Linked DNA regions of Mus musculus: all the other regions are linked to region 5. The links are chromatin loops, found by intact Hi-C in ENCODE. Cell type or tissue: left cerebral cortex. All regions are shown on one strand. Region 1 holds the start of Cox7b2 (cytochrome c oxidase subunit 7B2). Region 2 holds the start of Gabrb1 (gamma-aminobutyric acid (GABA) A receptor, subunit beta 1). Region 3 overlaps Gabrb1 (gamma-aminobutyric acid (GABA) A receptor, subunit beta 1). Region 4 overlaps Gabra4 (gamma-aminobutyric acid (GABA) A receptor, subunit alpha 4). Region 5 overlaps Gabrb1 (gamma-aminobutyric acid (GABA) A receptor, subunit beta 1).

Evidence for each region. A loop is a pair of places that touch in the nucleus more often than their neighbours do. Peaks named below come from ENCODE experiments on the same cell type or tissue, not always from the same donor. Only the 100,000 strongest peaks of a DNase experiment are listed, where the experiment ranks them.
Region 1: it touches region 5 in a loop (2.9-fold over the local background); 7 of 42 quality-filtered maps call a loop at or near these places.
Region 2: it touches region 5 in a loop (2.8-fold over the local background); 3 of 42 quality-filtered maps call a loop at or near these places.
Region 3: a loop joins it to region 5, with 2.2 times the contacts of the local background. A loop is called at or near these places in 2 of 42 quality-filtered maps.
Region 4: it touches region 5 in a loop (2.8-fold over the local background); 2 of 42 quality-filtered maps call a loop at or near these places.

What each region holds. Positions count from the first base shown.
Region 1 is chr5:71,543,774-71,548,773 of GRCm38, forward strand. It overlaps Cox7b2 (cytochrome c oxidase subunit 7B2), which reads right to left and starts at 4,432. Exons shown (of 3, transcript NM_030052.3): 1 at 4,400-4,432. In left cerebral cortex, a CTCF peak has its summit at 1,973 (motif pointing right); a DNase peak (open chromatin) is centred at 1,982.
Region 2 is chr5:71,698,807-71,703,806 of GRCm38, forward strand. Gabrb1 (gamma-aminobutyric acid (GABA) A receptor, subunit beta 1) reads left to right here and starts at 1,126. Exons shown (of 9, transcript NM_008069.5): 1 at 1,126-1,289; 2 at 1,483-1,574; 3 at 1,999-2,066. The coding sequence starts at 1,210. It overlaps Gm38562 (a long non-coding RNA gene), which reads right to left and starts at 2,902. Exons shown (of 4, transcript XR_868471.1): 1 at 2,865-2,902; 2 at 2,570-2,768; 3 at 386-479. In left cerebral cortex, a CTCF peak has its summit at 2,397 (motif pointing left); DNase peaks (open chromatin) are centred at 1,116, 1,559, 1,952, 2,284 and 1 more place; H3K4me3 peaks cover 2,673 bases; H3K27ac peaks cover 2,261 bases.
Region 3 is chr5:71,968,246-71,973,245 of GRCm38, forward strand. The region is part of intron 4 of Gabrb1 (gamma-aminobutyric acid (GABA) A receptor, subunit beta 1); the gene reads left to right. Among named protein-coding and RNA genes, the nearest start is that of Commd8, 200 kb to the right of the region's middle. In left cerebral cortex, no CTCF peak of the experiment used is centred here; DNase peaks (open chromatin) are centred at 2,313, 3,737 and 4,777; H3K27ac peaks cover 3,265 bases.
Region 4 is chr5:71,651,539-71,656,538 of GRCm38, forward strand. All of the region lies in intron 2 of Gabra4 (gamma-aminobutyric acid (GABA) A receptor, subunit alpha 4), which reads right to left. Among named protein-coding and RNA genes, the nearest start is that of Gabra4, 4.3 kb to the right of the region's middle. In left cerebral cortex, no CTCF peak of the experiment used is centred here; DNase peaks (open chromatin) are centred at 2,695 and 4,456; H3K4me3 peaks cover 1,358 bases; H3K27ac peaks cover 574 bases.
Region 5 is chr5:72,091,945-72,096,944 of GRCm38, forward strand. All of the region lies in intron 5 of Gabrb1 (gamma-aminobutyric acid (GABA) A receptor, subunit beta 1), which reads left to right. Among named protein-coding and RNA genes, the nearest start is that of Commd8, 74 kb to the right of the region's middle. In left cerebral cortex, a CTCF peak has its summit at 2,855 (motif pointing left); DNase peaks (open chromatin) are centred at 2,152, 2,593 and 2,855.

The sequences.
Region 1 (5,000 bases), 550 kb before region 5:
AATTAAATGTTGCCCTTATAAGAGTGGTCTTGGTCATGGTGTCTTTTTACAGCAATTGAAACCCTAACTAAGAAATCTTACTGCAGATGGTTGACACAATATATCGTAATGAGTTAACACTGACCAAACAGTGTATATAGGACAGTGTTAGGCATTTAATTGTTATAAGTTTTCTTTAAAAAAAAATGGGGGGAGGCAGAGGTTACTAAACAAAGGCTGCAAAGGATGTGGATGGGTAGAGACCTGAAGAGAAGATTTACAAAGGTATACATTTTTAAACCACTTTAGGGTTTTAAGCACTTAGATTCACAGATAAAGACCAACAAAATAATATGTAAATATAGAACTATCCACCTATGATCATAAATATAAGACCATCAAACATAAAAGAGCATGCCAAAAAAATTGAAACCAAAGATAAATGGTGACTACAGAAAAAGGACATAAAAGTACTTTTGTTCTGAGCTTCAACTGGATGCAGGTCAGTTTATATGTGCATCATACCATCTAGGGTACTCCTATCAATGCGTTAATTTTTCTGCTATATGTTCATGATATTTAAGAGGAAAGTGGTTCAAGGTGCTGTGGGCAGTATGGATGAAATCTGATTTATATGCCTGTCTTTCAATAAAGTTTAAAAGATCATCAAATCACCAGATTTGGGTTAAAGTACATTTTTGTTCTTGAAATTCATTTTTAAATTTTCTTCATTTCTTCCTAGTTTCTGGCATTCTTTGGGTGCCAATGGAAGGATGTTTCTTTTATAAAACAGTCTCTCTCTAGTAGACAGGCACGTTCAACCAAATATCTTTCTTCTAACTAGAGAGTCCCTACACTGGTGAATTCTTGCTCTTAGGGAAGGCCTTAGTTTCTGCTACAAAACCACTCTGAATAGATTCCTGGACTGGAGCTGCAACTGATGTTTCTGAAGCAGGTTCCCCTAGGTGTCCAATGAGAATTCATTTCTCTTCATGTGTTCCTTCGGGCACCATCAATTGTTCACACCCCGAACACCATTCTTTACCACTACATTTTTTTTTCCTGTACAAGCCAGGACTATGTCTCTAATTTTCATTTCATTCTAGCTTTCATCTACACTTCTTACCTTTTTTAATTAAGGATTTTTAAAGAGTTGAGGACTATGAATGTAGTACTCAAAGCAGGGCCCTGGTCTAACAAACCCGAGGCCCAGGGTTCCCTCTGCATTTCTGCACTTTTCAACTGCTTAACTTATTTTCTTCTTCTCTATTACACAACAAATTAATGCCACATTGTTGCAAATAAATATCTGTCTTCTGTGCTTTTTACTTTCTTAACTACATCTTTTCGGTAAGGTACTCCCATCTATATTGTTAATGTCTAGTTTGCTCTAACCACTACTAATAAAGATGGCTTCATTTAGGGTTTACCACAAGTACTTACTGTTCAAATACCACACCCCTAGCCTCCCATGCACATACACCTCTGTGGAATTAATAATTTCAAGAAAGAACTTTTCTTCGTGCTAGATGACTACCCCATTCAACATTTAACTTATACTACATCCTGGCCTCTTATAATACAGTTTATCGCAAAACCTTTGAGCTGTTACAATCTGTCCTATTTGCAAGATGTGTTAGGATAATTAATGATGGCTGAGAACTTGTGGAACTGGCCAATCAATTACTGGTCCAGCTAGAGACCCACACCATAAGAGGGAGCCCAGGCCTGAAACTGCCTGGAAAGCCAGGAACCAGAGGCTGAACATCCAGAGACCCAGGATAGAGTCAACATTACTGCCAAAAAAAAAAAGAAAGAAAGAAAGAAAGAAAGAAAGAAAGAAAGAAAGAAAGAAAGAAAGAAAGAAAGAAAAAGAAAGAATTCCTAATTTCCTAATGGTATTTTACTATACTCATAGATCAGTGCCTAGCCCAATTGTCATTAGAGGCTTCATCCAACAACTGATGTGAGTAGATGCACAACCAAACACTAGGTGGAGCCAAAGGAACCCCATAGAAGAGGGGAAGGAATGATTGTAGGAGCCAGAGGGTTTACAGACACCAGGAAAACACAACCCCACAGAGCTAACTAAGCAGAGTTCATAGGGGCTCACAGAAACTGAAGTGATAACCATGCAGCCTACATAGATCTGTACCAAGTCCTCTGCATATACATTATGTTTGTGTAGCTTGGTGTTCTTTTGGTTCTCCTAACACTAGGAATAACGGGTATCTCTGACTCTTTAGCCTGCTCTTGGGACCCTTTCCTCCTACTTGGTTACCTTGATATAAGGGTTTGTGCCTAGTCTTATTGTAATGCGCTAAGCCATGTTAGGTTTGCGCCTAGTCTTATTGTAACGCACTAAGCCATGTTAGGTTGATATCCCTCAGAGACCTGCTCTTTCTCTTTTTCTTTTCTTTCTTTATTTTTCTGACCTGCATAAAGTATTGAATCTTGGGGAGAAGTGAAGGATGGTGGGATGGCTGGGAAGAGTGGAGGGAGAGGAAAATGAGGTTGAGATATGAAGTATGGGAGCATAATTTAAAATGTTTTTAAGTGAAAAATATATATATAGCTTATCATATGTTAACTATTATGAAAACATTTATTTAAAACACAAAATACATTTACATGCAAACTCCATAGTAGCTATATACCTTGAAAAATCATGAATAATTAATATACTCACAGATCTGCTAAGATTTTCCTTTTATACTTTTAGTGTTCTATTAGCTTACAAAGCATCAGAATTCCTTATGGCATTTTAATACAAACTTAGTTTTGGTTCATGTGTCCGACTCTGTCCTCCTCCTGCTCCTTCCCACCTCTGTATCCTTTATTTACCTTCAATATCCCAATTTTGCTTTCATTTCTAATATTTTATTACTCCCCTGCACCTATATATATATATATATAAAATCATAATCTCATGGACCTCTTTCAAGTTTCCCAGCCTTTACCATATTTACTTCTGTAGTAAAATGGTCATGAAATATATGAAATCATTTTTTTTTCATTCCCTTAGATGGTTCTCTGAAATTTATTTAACATAAATACCCCCAACACATGCTGATTTTGGATCAGTCTTCTGTTTCAACCAAGACTCGACTGAGCAGCACCTCTCCCTAACACTCTGCTGCATTCCTCTGGGTCTCTCTTGAATCTGTTTCCCTCTTAAAGGCATCTACATTAAATCTCATTTCTAGGTCATCTCTAGTAAAACTTTATTATCTTCCTGAAGAAGTTTTCCACCGGCTCACATCCATACTGTTTATGTTCTTCCATTGCTGTAAACTAATACTGAAGCACAAAGTTTAAGCTATTTTTAGTATACCAAAATCTTATGAAAATTTGAGTAGTAGCATGAATGGTCCTCATTCCTTATAAAACTGACTTCATAATTCCAGCTTCCTAATTTGGTATCTTTATGTAGCTCCTGTGGTCAAGTAAGTTTGGATTTCAATAGTCAGAATTACTGTCAAGAGTGAGCAGAATTATCAAATGCAAAGCCAACTGAAGATTAAGAGCTTGGAGCAACTTTAAAACCTATATACAAGTCCTATATGTCCAAGACTTGTCTTTGTGTAATTCTCTCTCTTGATTGAATAATAAAATGATGAAAAAGTAAAGCAGAGTCTACTTTTTATGTCACCTACTTAGGACTGACACTAAACAGTTCAGGAAGATACTTCTCCTGATGTAGAAAAAGCAAAAGAAAATAATTTGAATTATAAATTGCTTCCATAGAAGAAAATAATCTATCATCTTCATCCCATCTTTGTCTCATACAAAGTTACTTAAAAAAAAAATAATGTCTACAGATTTCCAGGCCAGGCCCATCAGTGGAAAAAAGTTTAGGAGTCTCCCACTCCTGAGTAGACTGCATTTGCTGCCTTGCTACAAAGATCACGAGTCTTTTTTTATAGACTAAGGTGCCCAAACCTGACTCTATAGAAGCCAATGTAAGCTTCTGTAAAAACTGCCATGTTTCAGTGGACGAATCACTCAGTGAGGAAAACAATCCCTAGTCGGGAACCTTACTCACTTCCTCCTGCTTGTGACTGCGGCTGAGCTGGCCAGGACCACAGGGCTCAGAAGCTATGCTTTGAGGTCGAAGCTAACCTGGGCTACCAATGAACCGAACAAGCAGGCCGTCTCCACAAACAAAAAGAAAGTGGATATCATGCCAGGATTCATTTTGAAACAGAATTTTCCTTCCACATTCACTCTACATCCTAAGATATCAGGCTGTGAGGGGAAATCCAACCGAAATGGTCCCTTTTCCCTGGGGGTGGCGTGGGGGCGACAAGCAGTTAACTAAGAAAGCCCTCAGAACTAGTTGTACAGCCAGTAATTAACAATGAAAGATGATCTCTACAAACTACTGATAAAAAACTGAACCCTGAAACTCTGTACTTACCAGCAACGACACAGGCAAAAGCTAAAAAGAGATGGCGCCGAGGCGAATCCAGTACCTGTCAATAACCCCGCAGTGAAAGAGGCACTTCCTGTGTAGCTCCCGCCCTAGAGGAAAGGAAGGGGCGTGACGGACTTGAAGATGACACCTTCCAATGTTCCAATCTGACCAATCAAATGACCTCATTTACCGCCACAGGAAGTACCAAGGAGACTGGCCTTAGGAGTGTTTCATTGTGTCAAATGTCCCTGTATAAACGAAAAGTTTGAAGCTAGGCATCCTCACCCTCCAGTGCATCATTTCTTCTGTTGGTGCTTCTTCTCTTCCAAACCACAGCACTCTCTGACAAGCCCACGGGCTTTCTCTTACGTTTTTTTTAATTACACGTAAGTTATGAGGGAACTTTGAGATTATTTTTAAAACCACAGAGAGAGGTCAAAACTCCTTTAAACTATCTGGCCTCTCCTATTTCAAGATGCTTATAATGGTGACGAAGTAGTCTTACGACCAAGATGGGACCTTTGAAAAAGAAATAGCAATATAATTACTTAGAATTTTAGGAGTTTAAAATTAGACGATGTGATGGTGATGAACCAATAAAGGG
Region 2 (5,000 bases), 390 kb before region 5:
TCTTGGTTTGGTAATAATTCTTCAGTTTACACAGACAATATCAGGAAGAAGTGATTTCTTTTTGCTTATCTTTGTAAGGGGTTTGTGAAAAGTTTACTCTAAGTTTCAGAATACCTAGTATCAAATGAAGACTTGATATATGCTATTTAACAAAGGGCATGAATCCATCCCAGAATCTCCAACCACCTAACATGTTTTTTAGTGATATGTACTGAATTGCATTTCCTAACTTCCCTTTATTTGAAAGAAGATTGGCTTTTCCCGGGCTGCATAAGGCATATTAGACTGAGGATGTTCAGTGTTCAATTTAGGGATTAAGAACAGGAGCTAGCACACTGACAGTTATAAGCAAAAAGCTTGGGCGACTAAAACCTACAAGATTTACCAGCAAAGGTCCTGGAAAAAAAGATTGATTGCCAGGGTTGCTTCATTCTTCTTCTCTTCACTTCCCATTCCAAGTGGACTGATGGAGATGGGAGCTAAAGGAAAAGCATACATTTAAAAGTTAGTCAGTTCTCTCCTCCCCCCCCCCCCCCTCCAATTCCACAAGCAAGCAGCTGTCTTCATAACCTCCGAAGAGAGGACAAGACTCCCAAACCCTCCCTGTGTTTCCTCCTCCCCACCCCCAAACTCCTTTTCCGGGCCGGCCGGCCGGGCAGTCTCTGCCCACTCCCCTCCCCAGCACCCTCCCCATCTTTTCTACAGACAACCAGAGAACCATCTCCAGACTTCTTGTTCTAGGACCTCTATAACTGTCAACAAAAGATGCCAGACAGCCTTAGCCAGATCATTGAAAGCCCTGTTTTAAAAAAGAAAAAAAAAAGAAGGAAAAGAAAAGAAAGAAGGAAAAGAAAAGGAAAAAGAAAAAAATTCAAGCTTAGGACAGGAGGGAAAGGAACACAGCAAACCACAGCTCAGGAAAACTGGGCACACACACACACACACAGGCACGTTGGCTCCTTTGCATAGAGACAGCAGGTTGTATTCGACTACCCAGAGAACGCGGAGCACCTCAGACAGGAACTTTAAAGGGATTGAAATCTGTTGCCTGTTCCACTAGGAATATTGTTTGCAAGGCACAAGGTGTCTTTTGGTAGTGAGTACCCTCTGCGCATGCGCAGGTCCATTCGGGAATTACTGCCCAGCCGCCGACTAAGTTGCATTCCTTGAATCTTCGCAGAAAAGACAATTCTTTCATCAGAGTTAGGAATGTGGACAGTACAAAATCGAGAGAGTTTGGGGCTTCTCTCTTTTCCCGTGATGGTTGCTATGGTTTGTTGTGCACACAGGTGAGCTGCCTGCTTCAATCTCTCTCTCTTTTTTTTTCCTTGGTGATTTTCTTCTTCTTCTTTTATTTTTTATTTTCCCGTGCCTGCTGGATCATGTATCTTGTTATTTGGGGGTAGGTGTGCCTGGATCTTTTTTTATGTCTGTTTTCAGTTTGTGATCTTTCTGAATACGGTCCCTACTTCTTCCCTTCAGCTCCAATGAACCCAGCAACATGTCATACGTGAAAGAGACAGTGGACCGACTGCTCAAAGGATATGACATTCGCTTGCGGCCGGACTTTGGAGGTAATGCTTCTTCATTTTTTTTTTCAACCTGTTACCCATCCCTAGTTCACCTTTTCTGTCAGATATAATGCCTCCTTCCCCATTTTACCGTTCCTGTAAACGTGCAATACTACGCCCTGCGCGCACACACACACACACACACACACACACACACACACACACACACACACACCACGCACTATCCCCAATCTCAGGTGGACGTATCCTCAGGCTGAGCTGTCCCTCTCTTCAAGCCGACACACCCTCTGCACTGTCACTGCATCACGCGTGTGCCCACACCTGTTTTCTCCCGCTGTCCCCTACAACAGGAAAGGGGTAGGGAGGGAGCCTGCTTAGTCTGTAATAAGATCTGGGAAGCCCCCAATGTCCCCTCAGCTCCCTGCCACTCAAAGACTGTCTTTGCTGTGGTCCACCTCCCTGGCAGGGCCCCCGGTGGACGTCGGGATGCGGATCGATGTCGCCAGCATAGACATGGTCTCGGAAGTGAATATGGTGAGTGGCCTCCCCAAGGGCTCGGCGGCCGGCCGAGCTTACGCAGATGAGAAATGAACCAGTTCCCCGTCCTCTGCTTTTCATTGGTGGTCACCTCGGCCCTGGTCCCCAGGGTCCCCACTCCGCGCGTACGCCCCACTCCAGTACACACACTGTCGGTCGCCCCACAGTTTGTATTTTCGACACACACACAGGCTACCGCAGTGCTCCGAAGGAGACGTACTCCGCACTATTTTGGGAAGGAAGGGGGACTGTTGCGCCGGTGGATTGGCTGGGGCGGAGTCTGAGCCTTACTTTAGCCGGGTCTCCCCGACTGTCGGGCTGTGCAGGGCACCATCTGCCGGCGGCCAAGTGGTGTACAGTGGGTTCCCCCGGACCAGGGGTTCGCAGCCAGCTGTGGCCAGACAAGAGCCCCAAAATCTCCACAGCTGAGCAGCCTGAAAGCCCCAACCCACCCATCTCAGCCACCAGGCTGGCTGGGCTCGCGAGTGTCCCCTCCCTACCACAGAATCCAGCGCAGTGTGTGGCAAGAGCAACAGGCTGAGATGAACAGTTCAGGATTGCTAACAGCAGAAGTGCCCAAGCTTGCTTCTAGGCATTCTGGACCCATGCAAGGGTTCATGTGTTTGTCTTCCTGCAGCTTGAAAGTTTTAAGTTGGAGGAGAATCGGCGAGTCATATGACTTGGCTTTCGTCTAGAAATCTGGGCAGAAAAAATAGAGATCTGATGATTAATAGGACTGAGGTGGGGGAGGGCTGGTTTATTTTAGTCATTAATTTTAAGGGATCTACACTTTACCATCCTTCTCTCCCTTCTTCCCTTCCTCCTTCCCTCCCTTCCTCCCTCCCTCCCTCTTTTCCTCCCCCCCCCCCCCCCCCCCCCGTCTTCATAGCACTTCTTTTCTCTGGGGCTGTGGTAAAAGGGATTCAAGTCAGAGCAGCCTCTTGTGTTGTTGGTTGTTTCCATTCACCCTGAGAAGCCCTTTTCTAATTGTGAGAGTTCCCAGGGAAGGAATTGCCTGTTGCTTTTCTAGAACCCACCACCCAGGGAACAGCAAGATCAACAGGAACAAAAGGTCATTTTTATCCACTCCCAAAAGGGAACTAATTCCAGCACCAGAGATTTAGATACGCTGAGTAACTTAGACTGGGATCCTTTCGGATATTCTCTCTGTAACACTTATTGTTCTTCCTCCCATTCCTAGTGGGGCATTTTTATTGTAATATGCTAAGGTTTAAGAATTTTCCTTTTTCATCTTTTAGATTAGGCCAGGAAGCAATACATACATTTATAGATCATTCAACGGGTGGTATATGGATAAAATGTGTGGTTGGGGTTGGCAGAGTTGAAACTCGCTGTCTTAAATGGTTTGGCTAAAATGCTATTTTATAATGTCTTGGATTGTTTCAGATAATATTTTCAAGTGTTTTTCTACTACTACACTGAAAAAGAAATCCATTTTTAAAATTTGATTTAGAAAGTAGATTTTTTTTTTAATAAACAAAGACGTTTAAGAGACTGATACTGTTTACATGCATGCTATTACCACAAAGCAACTATTCACAAACATTCAGAAGAGCACGGTTAGATCCACATACAGAACAACTGTGGCCCATGACTGCAAATGCAACCAGATACATTGCACAATGTACTCGCTTAACAATCAGTGCCAGTGCAGATACATAATGATAACATTTCCCTGTTCAGTCATTTATAGGGCATTGTGTAAATATCTCCATAGATCATTTATAATATAGAAGATTCAGAGATCCCAGAAGGTAAATTGTGCCTCTGTACATGGTCTATGTCACTGTGTTAGGGTAAATTAGATTTCCAGAACTGAAAGGCCCTGAGGTAGACTCCCAACTCCAAATTCAGACATGCATGCATGCACATGTGTGTGTGCAGCACACACAGAGACCTTTACACACAATCTATATACATACTTTTAGCATTCTTTTAACTATATTATAAAGTACATTGTGTTATATACTGATTATATAAACTACACAACAAGAAGCTCTGCCTTGTCACTGAAGTGGATTCATAGACAAGCTGAGAAAGGATGCATGTAAATGTGGTGGCATAGAACAACTTCTCCTAATGACTGAGCAATAGTCTGTTTGCTCACTACTCCATGACAGGTGTGCTTGTTTTTCAATAGTCACTCATAAATGAGCCTTTGATAATGCCCTTTACCTAAATACTCATTGTGTTTCACTGTGACATCAGCAACAGAGGCAGATAGTGACAACTGAAAGCTGGAAAGTTAGAACCCTTGCTCTGGGTATTCTTTTCCTTTTAATGACAGCTACTGACAAGACTCGGGCTTAACTTAGTGGCTCATCTATGACAAAGTGTGGAAATAAATACACCGGAAATAACCCAGGAAAATGAAAGTTCCGAAAGTATTTGTTTTAAGAGTTGAGAGAATGTATGCACACAGCGGGGATAGTTAGTGCTGCCCTAACCACTTACTAAGAAGAGAATTAGCTGCAACATGCTTGGGGCACTATAAGTAGAACTGAAGGTCTGTGGGAAATAGGATGTTTAGCTTGTTATTAAGCATGCTTCTGTACCTTGATGGACACTAATTTGCATGATATTATATGACAGAAAATTTTCTACAGATTGAAAACAAAATAAGAATTAACAATAAAATAACACAACTAGTAGTCAATGAAATGTAAGTTAAATCCATTACTACAACATTGCTAATTAATGTTCACATTTTTGGTCATTATTGTTATAACCCATTCTATGGCTGAGAACATGGCATATAATTATGCATTAAAGGGTTAGAGAACTAGGGCTCTGTTAATTTTGGTCCTATTTGCACTAGTCTAAGTAAGATATGTTTCAAAATCTGTTTATTGCCCATTTGAAGGCTAATATCATACCAGGACTACTTTTAAACAAACATTAGATTTAAGG
Region 3 (5,000 bases), 120 kb before region 5:
TCATCATCACTTGGAAGGAGGAGAAAATTTTTCTACCAGGTAAATTTCATAACACACAGGGGATTCATTAATTTTTGAAGAGATACCATTTATATTATGTAAATGACTGCTTACTGTTGCCCAATCACCTTCAAGACAGTTAGAAGGATCCAAGCTGTTTCATTTTCATGCCTGCCTTCTTGTCTGCCAGGCACTTTTAGAGGTTTAGACGTGTGCCACCTTTTATTTTGATGGCTTCCCAAATCATCGAAATCATTCGAGGCCTACTCAATGACACTCCAGTTGGTTTATTTCTCATCCTTTTGTAGCAATCAAGTTGTTACTATCTGCTTGCAGGAAGAGTACACAGAATTTAGTGAATTTCAATGCACTAATTCCCAGTGGCATATAACTGCTATGGGAAAGTTGAAGCCCCTGAATCACCAAGGCTTTATGCCCCATTAAGAAAGAGGTTTCCATGATGCACTTCTCTATTAAGTCGATGTTTCTTAGGCAAGCTTGATTACATTGGGGCAGAACAGACGATGGAGCATTTAACGGAAAGCAAGACTGCACTGGAACATAATCGAATAACAGAAATCACTTTTCGTTAAATTAATTCTGCAAAAAAAAAATCATTTCAATTAGTCGCATGCAGACAGAGAGGGTCTGGTGAAGTGTGGGACTGAGATGGTCATGCTGGCAGTGTCCAGGATGGATACAACTAAAAACGACAGTGCCCGTGCCCAGGCTCACCTCCTTCCCCATGTTCTTTTGTGCCTTGTTATCGTTTTCTGTATTTTTCCATCTCCCCAGAGGCTTTGTCCTGTTAAATATGCCTATGGCACATACTTCATAGATGGGAGCTGATGATCAAGGTACAGGATTTAACTCTACCCCCTCTGCACAAGAAAATGGGACCAGTATTTCTGTTCCTCTTGTAATGGAAGTTCAGTACAAGAGCAGTTTCCCAAGTCATGCAGACAGAGAGCCCACTGTTTTTGCGACTTTACTACGCTGTCATTTCACAACACACTACCCATCAGCCTTGTCTCTTCCTTTCCCAGACTTTTACAACCAGACTCCCAACAAAGGTCCTTTGTAGAGGACCCAACAAAGACCAGCCTCAGCTAGTCCACCCAAAATGCTCATCCCTATGTCCACAGTGCAGTTACTGCCTTTCCATCTTGCCCTTGCCCTTAAACCACTGATATCCTGTGAAAAAAATATGGAGGTGGTTCAGTCTCTGCGAGCCCCCCATGGCCCATTTTATTGACTCTATAGGTCTCCTGTCCTTGACCCCTCTGGTCCCTCAATTCTATCCTCCACTCTTCTACAAGACTCCTGGAGCTCCACCTGATGTTTGGCTGTGGGTCTCCCCATCTGTTTCCATCCACTGCTGGATGAAGCCTCTCACGAGACAGTTATGGTAGACTCCTGTCTGCAAGCACAGAAGAGTATCATTACTACTGTTAGGAGTTTGTTCTCTCACGGGGGCTGGACCTAAATCCCCTACACATTTGTAGCAGATACGCAGCTTGGTCTTCACGTGGGTCCTCTAATAGTTGGAGCAGAGGCTGTCAATGATTCTGTTGCCTGCCATCACTGGATTGCCCAGTTGGACCTCTGTGGAAGAGGATGCACTTAGTCCTGCTTCGACTAGATATCCCAGAGCTGGGTGGTGCCCAAGGGAGTCTTCCCCTTTTCTAAGGAGGGGAGGAAAAGATAAGGGCAGGGGGGGAGGAATTTGTAAGGGCGAGACTAGGATGAGAGGAAGGCAGGTGTGATTGGGATATAAACTGACTAAATAAATTAATGAAAAAATGTGGAAGGTGATTAGATTCAAATAAGATGGGAAAGTCATTATTTGCTAGATCTGAATTCACGCATGCACCAAGCTTGTTTTGGTTTCAACCTTGGATGCCTTTTTCCTGAATCTCACCTGTGCTTTAGAAGCCCGTGTTGGCTGTCTGTTGTTGCTAAAATGAGGAATAATTCCTGCCTATTAGCAAGTGAGTTTACCTCCAGGAAACCACTGAAAATCAGTAGAAATCAGAAGAGCTTCAGCAGGAGCCTAAATTAATCTACAGGAGCCTTTCAGAGCTGTGAGCAGTATGAGTCCCCACACAACAAGGTCAGCCCAGTCACGATTTTGGCTCTGCTTTTAAAGTGGAAATGATTTCTGAAAGACAACTTGCCTGTTGATTTATGTTAGGGAGTGGGGGTGGCAAAAAATAAATAAATAAAACAACAAAACATTAAGAAAATATGACTAATCAAGAGCCATAAGCCTGGAAAACAGAAGCGCCTGATTAGTGATGCAAAGCTGGGATCATGTCTTCTTGTATTTGTCAAAATGGGGAACATAAAATCCTGCTAACCTATTCAGCTAGCTGAAAGGTTTCCATGACAACGGTGGGAACACGGAACATTCAGTCCCCTTGTCTTCAAAAATAACCTTTCAGTATAGGCGAGAGATTGTTAAAGGCACTAACCCGCTTCACCTGGGTAGTCCAAGGTAACTATAGCTGACCAGAATCTTGGTCTCTTTCTACTCAGTAAGAACATCGAAAGGTCTGTTTATCCTATAGCTCAGAACAAAATTGAAGGTGATTCAGCCCACAATAAACTATGCTTGGTTTCAGAAGGTTAAAGTTTTTTCAGTTTGTACACTCATTAGCTCCCCCGCCCCCATGCCTTGACACAGGAATGAGAACTCACTCCTATGCAGGACCTTGTATATATATAAAACTTGGGGGTTTCTTTTTACTTGCTCTTTAAAGGCAGTTAAGTTGAAAAGAGAAAATGCAATTATCTTATAATTTTTTCCTGCCTCAACACCTTTTCTGATAAACAATATAGAGAAAATTAAGAAATAAACATATATGAGCATATATCTATCTGTATTCCTATGTAATGTACATACTGTATCTCTATTTTAATTTTTAACTAACATATTTCTTAAGTCAGACTACATGGGTAAGCATAGATTATGGATGAATGTCATCAAATATGGGAGATCATCATATGGTGGTCATGTTTCCAAGCGTGGGTCTACAAAGAACCAAATCATACTTTAATGAGTACGCTGGTGCAATTAACCTACCTCATTTGGCATTCCTGTTTCTCCAAGAGCGAGGTTCTGATCAGGCCTATTGGCTGCCAATCCAACGTGGAGCCTCTCTTCCCCGGTTTAGTCGACCTCTGCCCAGGAGGCACGTTTAGTTCCAAGTGCTTCAAATGGTAGAATCGATAGAGTCCAGGGGACCACCACATCAGCCTTTATGGTGAAAGACATCTTTGAGAACTCCACTTGAGGATAGACAATTCCATATCTTCTTTCTAAGACATAGTCTCCATGGAGTTGCAAGAAGGGACAGAAGCAGTAAGGGGAAGGGCATGGTGGAGACATTGAAAAGAATGAAATATACCAAGCAAACTTGAGACTGCTCTGTGATCTCAGGTGTCAGTGAGGGGCTAGAACTTGAGTCCACCACCCCCCCCCCAATATTTTTATTTATAGGAATTCTAAATAGCAAAGACTTTTTTTCCCAAAATGTAATAGCGGAAGCTACAGAGGAGGAGTTCTTTTTCACTTTTGAAACATTCCTCAATTCTGTAGCCTACATGGGAGCTAATCACAAGGACTCCCTCTTTGTTCACTTACTGTGAAGGAGCTGTGCTGTTCCTAACCCTGGGAAAGGGAGGACTCAGAATCACTCAGACTCTCTGTGGATGCAACTCATCCTCTTGGCACCTGCACTGCACTTTATATTGGATTCTAAATCAGCAGGAGAAGCCTTGTGGTGGCAAAATGAAGAGTTGGGCTGGCGTGACTTAGAGCTCTAAGTGTAAGCATCTCTATGAAACAGTGAGTATCCAGGACTTTCCCTTAAAGTATGCCATGTAAAACCATTCATTGATTATTCCCATTTTTTTGTGTTGCAATTTTTACCTTTACAACTTATTTTGCCTGATATGTAAAATTTCCAAGACTGGAAGGACTTTGAAATTTAGATTTCCTTTCGCTGTTATTAGTATTTGTTATATTTCACTTTAAACAGCTGCATATTTCAGAGAAAGAGGGATCACAAATTTGATCCACTACAAACATCCAGTTGCTTGCATATTCAACTACGTGTTCTATTTTCAGTATTTGGGAACATAACAGTCACAGTGAACACTGTCCTACCATATTCTATAATATCCATTCTTCCAAATAGTTCAAGTTTTAACTATTTATATGTTTTAGAATAATAATCTGGTTCTTAAGGTTTGCTAATATAAATAGTCCTCTGTCAAATATTTCACTATGCAAATTTTATTCCTACCTTCTGACTACATCTCAATGTAATTTTGTGATACTCCTCATAGGCAATACACAGAGACCAAAAGGAGGGCTGTAGCCAACAATGACTACATATAGCAAGATTATATGAATCATTAGTGCAAGGCTCTCTAACTCATTCAGTAATTATCCATAAATGGAATATGTAGAATTTAGATGACCTACCTACAGAATCCTAGGGAAGGAAAAAAAGATCAAGAGAACTCATGATGTGTTGGCTTTAAAAGGCTTAAGAACTTCCCTTTTTATAAACACATCTATTATTTATGTGCCGTATTCGTGAACATTTCTATCCATCATGTTATGCAGAAGCTTTGCAGAGTGAAATCCTCCCAGGCAGCTTCTAGTCATCTGGGGCATCCTAAGCTGCTATATTTATTCATGTTTCAATGAACATGCTAAATAAGAATTTGGCAGGATGATGCAAGAGCCATGGATACTCAGCTCCGTTCTTAAGCTTAGAGTCAGGCACTATTTCTCTGGCTAGGTTATTTCCTACCCGTCTTCTGTGCAGAATATAAGGTGAATAGGATTCACTCCCACACCTGGGAGTCAGCCAGACCCGAAAACCACAATGTGATATACTTGGGAGAAAATTTATCCTGTGAGGGGGAAAGCAAAGTGGCAGTTAAAATTCTGACTGCCATCCTGGTCTTCCTGAGTTGCCAGTTGT
Region 4 (5,000 bases), 440 kb before region 5:
CATGCACATGCAAATCATGTATCCACACATCTAAAGGGCTTCTACTAATAATGCTGATAATGGTATTCCTTTAGATACTTAAACCAAAACTTTACTCAATCTCATTTCTTTCATTTCTCACAGACCCTGCATTATAACTGCCATCCTTCATCTTAAAAGACAAAACACAAGCAGAAAACAACCAAGTCTTAGATATCAGCAGATTACTTTGTCACTTGTTTGGTCCAAGTGTTAAGCATCTCATGACTGAGCAATTGTGAAAAGATCCCAACCAACCCTGCTTCTTTTTGTTCTTAACACAACATCCCTAATGAGCCTTTTCAAAACTCGCCAATACAGGATGTGCCCTGATATACTTCCCCCCAATCATATCTAGTGTGACTCAAAATAAAAGCAAAGTCTACATGCCTGCCTACAGAGCTTTGTAGAGCCTCTTCTTTCTTCCACAACACTTTCATCTGCACTGCACCAGCCCTGACTTCCAGGCTTTGCAGGATTGTCCCTAGAGCTCTTGCTCACCAGAAGACCTCACTCCAAATGCGCCCTTATGTTCTCATCCCTCTGTGATCAGTGTCCAGGTCCCACTTTATCAACAAAGCCTTCCTAACAGTGGAATTAAAACCACCTTCACACCCATCCTCTACGTTCACTGACACCAGTCACACTACATAGTTCACTTGTTTTGTGTTTTAATTTCCTGTCTCTTCTACTAGCAAGTGAGCTTGGGAGGAAACTTGGACAGTCCCCTATAACTTTAAACACCACACTTGTTCAGTTTCTCAGAATAGAAATCATGGAGCTATTTTTACTTCCCTTGATCATTCATATTAAATATATCATCATTTTGTTGAATTAAAATCCCTAAAATACCTCATCTTTGTCCATTTATGTCTATCCTCTCTACATCTACGTCATTTCATGTGACCATCTACATAATGAAGAGGAACAACAACAATAACAATACAACACTGAAACACACACGTGTCACGTGGTTTTCTCTGCTTCTAAACCTTTTTTTACTCAGCACTTAGACCAGTCCTTTCACAGAAAGTTAATGCCTTACCTAACAAACTCCAGGGGCGCCCAAGTTTGCTAAGAGAATCATCCAAAATACTTTATAGAATCCCCTACAGACCTTTTATGACCTGGCTTCTGCTTACAGTTCTCACCTAGTACCGTAATAATCCTGGCCCTACTTTAGAACAAGAAGGGCACCAGAAACCTTTGATTCTCATAATCACACCAATCTATTATCCACTTATTCATATTTTATTTGTTTTGTTGGTCTGCTTGTTGAGTTGGCTTGGTTTTATTGGTTGTTTATTTGCCCAACAATAACTTTTCTCTTTCCCTCCTGGCACCCTCTGTTATTAACTTGAAAGATTTGTTTAGCCATCATTTCTATGTAGACTAGATTCCTTTCACACTTTCTATTTTGATGTTACTAAGTTGTCCCACTATATTATCATTTACTTGTTTGATTTTGGCTACTTTTATCTCTTTTTATTGCTTAGAGGTAAAGTCCATGACAGGCAGTTTTGATACCAAATACTGTCTTAAGACTTCCATATTACTCCTTCTACGTAACACTGTATCTGCACACTGGTATAACAAATGAATCAATTGGTGACTCAGGGAATGTCGCTTTCACTTTCTGTTCCTCTACTTAAAATATTCATTCGATGTATGATTATTAATCGTGGTTTGACAGTCAATTAATAAAGCTAGCACATGACACAGGAACTTTCAGACTGAGACACAGATCATCTGAAAACTTCCTAAGAACAATTAGGTTTGTGTCAGAGAAATAGACCAAGTTCACTCAAATGAATACAAGTTTCCATGTTTTCTCCTCCATTTTAAATACTATTATTTTTCTCTTTTGGGGTGTTATAATTGCTTATTTATCCTTAACTAAATAATAAGAGTTATGTTCAGGATAACTGACTCTTGGTACACAGTACTATGTGAGGATGCCTCCAAAAATGGACATAACCATCAGGTGTCTTAACTAAAGATTGGAAGATGTGATGTGAACTGTGACTTTGTCAATTTTTAGCCTTAGTTATTGTGGACATTCAGTAGGAATTCTCTCAACCTCTTCTCTAGCAGAGGAATAATGCCTACCTTGTGCATCTCTGTGTTTCTGAAGCAATCTTATTATTTAAGACCATGGTACATTCCAGTAATATGAAGTCCTACTACACTAATGAGCAACCTTGTGAAATTAATGGAAGTCTTCTATTTCCATATCAGTAAGGTTAAGGAAGATGATCTAAAGCAACCACCTATATTTATCGTATTAATTGTTTGAGATTATATGCCCCCAAGACTGTATGTATGCCTCAGATATGTAGAAAATAAGGAAAGGCAGGATTCCTAAACTATCTTCCTGTGGTCAGCTACCTAGTTTTATGAAGCCATACAACTGTGTTCAAAGTGGACAAGAGACAGAAAGAACGACTTTCTAGTTCCTCTGTGACAAACTCAACGTGGGTGCCACTTCTAAGCAGGAACAAGCTACATCAGCATGATAGGAACTAACTGACTGACTCATCAGAAGCTGAAAGACTTCTGCCCTTCAGAAGTCCATTCCAGCTTCTCTCTACTGGCCTGCTCTGTTCACCTTTCCCCTCCCTGCCCTCCCCAATGGGAGAATGTGGAGATGAGAGAGAGAGGAGTTCCTGGAGGGATGAAGAGAAGAGAACCATTTCAGCTCCCTTTATCTCCCCACGGCAAGCTGTGCTGCCAAGTTAAAAATACATAATTTGGTTTCCAAATCTATTTCAACCTCTGCCTGGCCGACTGTGTAGTCACAAACCATCCCGTTGCAATTCACGTCTTTGCTTTCAGCTTTATTTTAAATTGAACCCGGCTAAGTTGTATAAACAGATGAAAGGTAAATGTCCCACAAAGAGCAGAAATGGGATTAAAGGAGGCAGGAAGCCAATCCATATTTATAGTGTGCTGTGGTCAAAATCTGAATGGTTTTCATCTTATTTTTAAATGCCAAACTTTCGGCAAAGTATAAAATGTCAAGTCATGGAAGGGATGAAAGTTGCGGCTTATAAATTTACCTGGTAACAGGAATGTTTCTTTTTATGTTCAATAGTTCCCAATAGAACTTCCATGTAAACAGATAATCCATGTCCTGCAGGTGATCATTACCATCCTTCTGTCATATTTGGACTACGACCTGCTTACAGAGAACGGCCCATTTCTGAGGAGCCAATCGTCTCACCACAGATATCTATGAGCAGGGTGAAAATATCCCTTAGACTGCAAATTTTTTTGTTTGTTATTTTTTGTTTTGTTTTGTTTTTTATTTTTTTTTAATTAGGTATTTTCCTCATTTACATTTTCAATGCTATTAGGCTGTAATTTTTATGGTAACTTCGTTAGTAATTTATCATCTGCTAACACTCAAAGTAAGATAACTGCAACCCTGACCCGTGATGGTTTATAGCAATGGTCAGGTGAATGAGGCAGATCACTCAACAATGTCAAGTAAGATGACTGATAATCAACTTGAGACACTTAGCCACGTTATAGTTGACGGAACCTAACTCTCTTATGGTCTTCCCGGTGTTATGGGAGAGAGCACATGGTAAAAATGCTTCTATATAGCAGATTCCTTTCTTCTTCTTTTTTTTTAATAAGTTGTCTTACAGCCAAGAGAACATATTTTTACTTTCAACACTTACTAATAAAGTCATATAGAACCAGCTATAAAATGTGCTTTCATTTATGAATATTTAAGGTACATATGAGCTATATTTTCCTACTTTTGTATTTAAAATGTGAGTTTAAAAACCCTTCTGGGAAGACAGAGCCTCTTCTATTGACATTCTACAGAGTCAAGTGGTAATCACGTGATCTAGAACATTCTCCACAAAACTATTTTTGATCTAAAATGATAATTTCCTAGTCACTTAGGAAAGCTCACATTTTGACAACTGATTCACTTCTCTAATGAAGTCTCTCTTCAGATTTGCATGAAGGCAAAGGTAGTGTGGGCAACCTATACCTGGAGAAACAACAGGGAAGAAGACAGGGAGAAACTTCCATCTTTCCCATCCATCTTTATCACTGGCAATGCAGACACCAAAGGAATCACCTCACTACTTTATAGAGTTACACCCCCCCCCCCAAAAAAAAAAAGCAAAGAAACGGATTGAAATGCTGGAGACCAGATCTCAGCACTGATGTGCTATGTGCCCCATGCAAATCATCTCCTTTAGTGTCCTCCTCTGCCTAGTCCTCACCCCAGTCTATCCAAGTCTACTTAACCCCATGATTCTTTCTCTCTCAGTCCACACTCCTTCTATCTCAGATCCCATGTGTTCCCCCACTCCAGGATCCTATTTTATCTGCTCTCCCACTCTCTCCCTCCCCCACTGCCTCAGCTGAAGGCAGAGAGCCCTGCCCCCATGCTTTAAGCTCACCCTCCCCCCTTGGCTCAGCTGGAGGCAGTGAGCCCCCTGCCACCATGCTTTAAACTCAGTCTACTACTTTGTCAATCCACTAGCTTTGTCCTGTAAGTACAAAATTCCACCCGGGGTTCAAGTCCATAAACTCAAGTTACCAAACCTGTCAAATGGGGACAGCAACAGCTTTTCCTTGGAGTTGCCATGAGAGTTAAGAGTGATGTATACAAAGTGCCAATCTAGTTGAAATTAAAGAAGCACACTAATAATGGTTGTCTTTGTTACCATTCCTATCAGTTCGGACTTTGGGCTGTTTTAAGTCTGGGGTCCTCTGGTCTAACTTATTTACAGAAGGAAGAGCAGTACTTTGCTTTCAGAAGAGTGAACCAAGCCAAGCAGTCTTACGCAGTCACTTCTCCCTGATGAGCAGGACTGCTAAACTGGACTGAGGTTGAGTTCTTGCAGGTTTCAGCGCCTAGCAGCAAGCTTGCCATATAGATACCGCCGCATATGCAAAGGAACTATGGTTTGAGAACAAATGCGCCTTGAATGTGTGTCTCCCTACTATGCACT
Region 5 (5,000 bases):
GTTATAACTGTATTTACTTTTGAATGCATACTACATATTCCTCACCAGTTGGTAAACACTGAAGTTGCTTCCATGTTTTGACTATTGTGAATAACTATTACAGTAAAGGGGATACAGGTGTCACTTTGAGATTTTGTTTTCCTTTAAACACATGCCCCAAGGTATTATGGCTGCATTACATGCAAGTCCTATTTATAGTATTTTGGGAGCTCTAGATACTGTTTTCACAATGGCTGTACTAATTAACATTGCCACCAGGATTAACCATGATCCCTTTTTCTCCACAACATTACTCACATTTATCATTTGTCTTTCTTTTTTTAAAGATTTATTTATTATTATATTAAGTACACTGTAGCTGTCTTCAGACACACCAGAAAAGGGTGTTAGATCTCATTATGGATGGTTGTGAGCCACCATGTGTTTGCTGGGATTCGAACTCAGGACCTTTGGAAGAGCAGTCAGTGCTGCTGAGCCATCTCTCCAGCCCCCATCATTTGTCTTTCTTGGTAACAAATAACCATGCTTATAAGGCAAAATAATATCATGTTATGGCTTGATTTGCATTTCTCTGATTATTAATGTTGATCATGCCTTTCGGTGTCTTTTGCTTTGAGGAATTATCTATTTAGACATATTGCTCACTTTAATGAAGTTACTTGCTTTTTTGCTATGGGATTGTGTGAGTTTGCTATATTTCATGGATATCTCTGAGCCATAGTGTTCAACATGACATACAAGTCCAGAACCAACCAATGAAAGACAAAGGCAAAGATAGTTCTCCAATTTCTCTACCTCTGTCATCTTTGTTCTCATCCTGAAATCTCTTTAACTACTGCATGTATTAGAGAATTTGGGGTGATAAAAATTCTTCAAACCAATGACTTTTAATACTAAAGGTACAGGGTTTCCAGGGCCTGTTATTTAAGTTTTTCGGTTGCCTTTTTCACCTGAAGCTTACTCCAAAAATGTGCAACCATATCTTGTATGGAATGAATTGTAACAGAGATAAGGTATTAGATTATAGTGAGGGATGTTTATTTTTTATTTGGTTGCAAAACAATTTGTGCTTTCTTTATGCATAAATTCTATCCCCTCAGGATAAACCTAGGTATGACTATGTATGTAACTGGTCACTGATACAAATGATCTCAGCAGAAACCATGATGCTGACCACAGCATCCACTGGGCATGGGCAAGGGGCTTCTCAACATACATACAAATCTTTTTGGCAAGCTGTTGCCCTGTTCATCAGCATCTCTGACCTCTAGATACCCAAACCAGCCCAACCCAGTTTGTGACAACCAAAATTAGACATTAAGTGTCCCCAGGCACTAGGATGCACCTGAGGCTGACAGCCACTGCTCCAAACTCCTCCTGATGCTTTTTTGTGATGCTTCTAAGTGCTAGGATGATGGATTGCCTCTAAGACGCACTCTGCAGCCGTAACTTTGCCAAACGACCTTTTTATCTTCCCTATGAGTCAGGTAGCACAGATCATTGGCCCTGTTTCCACGGATAGAAACTTGGAAGCGTTCAGCCTTCCCAATCAGGTCATGAATGTCTGTGCTTTTATTTCCCCCACCTGAAAAGTAAGAATTATCATCATTGCTTTTCTTTCCAGGCCAAAGATCGGACAATAGCTACAGAGCAATACCCTTCTGCGACTGCTGTGCCCAACCCATTCTGCACCGGGCAGCTCTAAAAATACATTTGTATTTGCCTGCTTTCCTATTTCATGCTCATCAGAAAGAAAGCCTTTGACATAAAGAAAATGGCAACAAGCCACACGTTCCATCAATGTAACTGCCAAATTACATGGGGAAAAAAATCAATTCTAGAAAAACCAATAATAGTAGTCAGACAGTGGGGTTTTTCAGCATGCCCCAACACAATGCAATTTTAAAAGCACAAATATTAATGTGACCAACATGTCTAATATAATAACCTCTGCAACACTGACCTAGCACCTGGAATTGAATGTAGACAAGCTCTAGACACAAACCACAGAATAGCTTTAGATTTCTAGCATTTGACTCATGTGGATTCCAAACGGCAAGGGATTATGGGGGAAATCCATAGTAGTCGATGAGCCATAGAAGCTTACGGTTTCTGGCTCTTGAAGACTGTCCACCCTGACCTAGAAGAGATTCTAATAGCAATAGGCTTGTGAAAACCCATGGCAGGGACCACACACCTTACCTCTACAGAAGGAAAAAGCATCATGTTTAAAAACTGTATGCTGTAGATTCACTGTTACCTGCGGGTGAATGAAAAGCAGTGTGAAACTAAAAATAAACAGTTTATCCCTAAAGTGAGTCGGACTCTGGTTGGCTCATAAAGTCAGAAACTGAGCTCTATCTTCAGCCAATCATGTGTTTTAACATATCTTACTTCTATGGTTTACTTAGTCTCAACCGAGAGATATGAAGATATGAAGAATGGATTCATGGCATACATATATCATACACAGGCCATAGAGTTTTGTTGCTTTGTCCACACATTTGGGATACTACAGGGTCATTTTCAAGATGACAGTGATAATAAGGTCACAGGCCAAGCACCAGGCACACCAAAGCAGGTCATTTGCCACGCTTGCTTTAAGCACCAACTAACGTTCCATTATTAAATTAGATCCTCGGCTTTAAATCTGAATTCGTGGCAAAGTACATTAATCATAATTGTTCTAGGATCGTTTAATATAAGCTAATTTCAAAATAAAACCTCCTGAGAATCAATGATCCAAAATTTAAAATCACTGTGAAAAAGCTAGAACTCTTCCTTATGCCTAACAGAAAGGGTGCAATTTTCAGATCTGAAAGCACAGTCTAGTCTAAAAAGTCTTGGGTGCCCTCTACAGGTTAACTGTGTAGTTTTGGGTTTCTGTGTTTCCCATTTCTCAAAATAGATTTTGGCGATTTCTGGAACATAAAAAAAGTGATTTACTGGGGTTTCCTTTCAAAGGTATGGCATACTTACACACTAAAGTTGTCAAATACGTTTCCATTGCCCGTCGTCTTGACATCCATGGAAAGCTACTTTTAACTATTTCTATACAGGTTCTTTACCGTGGCTTCTCATTTATTTTTGACAATTTTATACATATGATACATTTTCCTTACAGTTACAGCATCCCATACTCTCTAGTGTCCTTCCTACACCCCCCCCACACACACACACCAATAACCCTCTCTTCTGAATTAATCAGCCTCTGACTAGCATATCAGTCTCCTTTTGTTTTTGCTATCGCTTTGTGGCCTGGTGAGTTTAACCAGGGCCACTGGCTTTGGCTTTGACATGAAGCTGTGTATTGGACTATCCGCAACTCATCAGTACCTACATCAGTGAAGACAACTGATTCTCTCCTCACCTCCAGCAGCCATCAACTGCCAACTCCTCCCCCAAGGAGGGGCCTGGCCCCATGAGTACTTACTGGCATTCATTACTACATGTGGGAAGGCCTAGTATTGTGTGGTCCGTGCAAAGAACTATATCTGTTGTGAGTTCATAAGTGTGACAGCCATGTCATTCTCAGAAAACAGTGTGACATGGCCCTTTTCTCCATCTGAATCCTACTTCATTCTCCCCACCCCCTCTTTGCTGGTGTTCCCTGGGCTGTGGAAAAGAATGTCCATTTGAAGGAAGAGTACACAATAGACATTTATGGTACGTGGCCAACCATGAGTCTCTGCATTAGCAGCTACTCCTTCCAAATAGAAGCAACCATGACCAAGGTTGAGGAAGCATCTGTCTATCGATCTAGACATAAATACTCAGGAGACAGTTTCAATTCAATTATCAAACAGAAGCAGTAGATGTAGGGCCTAAGATTGCACAGCTGTGGACCTCAGTACTATGCTTTAACTCGCTATTGTGGAGGTGACTTCAGAGCCCATGAGAATGCACTTGGGTACTCTCATAGTAGTCAGTCTACTATTGAACCATGAGCCTATCTTGTCTGGAAAGTTGGTGTTCTAGAATCCAAGGTCTCCAAGAAGATCGATGACTTTTCTCTTCCAGGTTACTACATAGCAATTTCTACCATTGTGAATGCTATTTACCAGGGAGGAAAAAGGCAGTTCAGTTACACCATATTTTCTCTACGTCCTACATTCAAAGTGTGTGGTGTCTTCGGCAATAACATCTTACCATACAGTTCTAAGAGGTTACCAAAATCAATGGCAATAATCTATGCCATTTGAGAGGTCTCTGGGGACTTCTGGCCACTGTGGTTTGCGTGTGAATCATCCTCTATGGTCTTGTGTCTTTGAAAAGTTGGTCTGCCAATGTCTTGGAGCAAACATAAAGAAGAACAAAAGAGCATGGTTCATTTCAAGGTTCCTTTCCCTGTGAGGCAGGGAGAGCAGAAGAGAGAAAAAGAGTGGCTTACACTGAAAATTCAGGTTTCTTCTGTGAGAAGCTTAAAGCAGAGGGAACTTCATTATCTTGCCACTTGAAATCAGCTCCTTTGGGAAACCTGATTATTATCTCTCTAATTCTGAATATTGAAAAGTCTGATAAATGGCTTACTTTGTTGTTGCTGTTGTTTTTAATACTATATTTTAGTTTTAAAAAATCTGAAATCTTATCCTGTTGAGAAATGCTCTATATTCTAATCATTGATAATGTAGGGGGAAAGTTGCTCTGTATCCTTGATCCTTTTGGGGAAGGTTATGGATCCTTTACGAGGTGGGTGTGTGGATGGATTTTGACATTTATTCCCTGGCTCTGCTTCCTGTCCTGTCTCTGCTTGTGACCTGCCAATGAAATGTGACCAGCCAGCTTCCTGCTCCTGCTGCCCTCCCTTCCTCACTATGATTGTCTATATCTAAGCTACTAAGTCGCTTTTGTCAAGGCATTTTATCACAACAAGACAAAAATAAGTAAGTCTGCCTGACAACTCATAGTGAGGGTCCCCAAGCCTGGTATGCAAGTATATACACAGGCAACTTTTTATTTCTTTTAACAACACACTACAGACTTTTTACCATTACTGATTT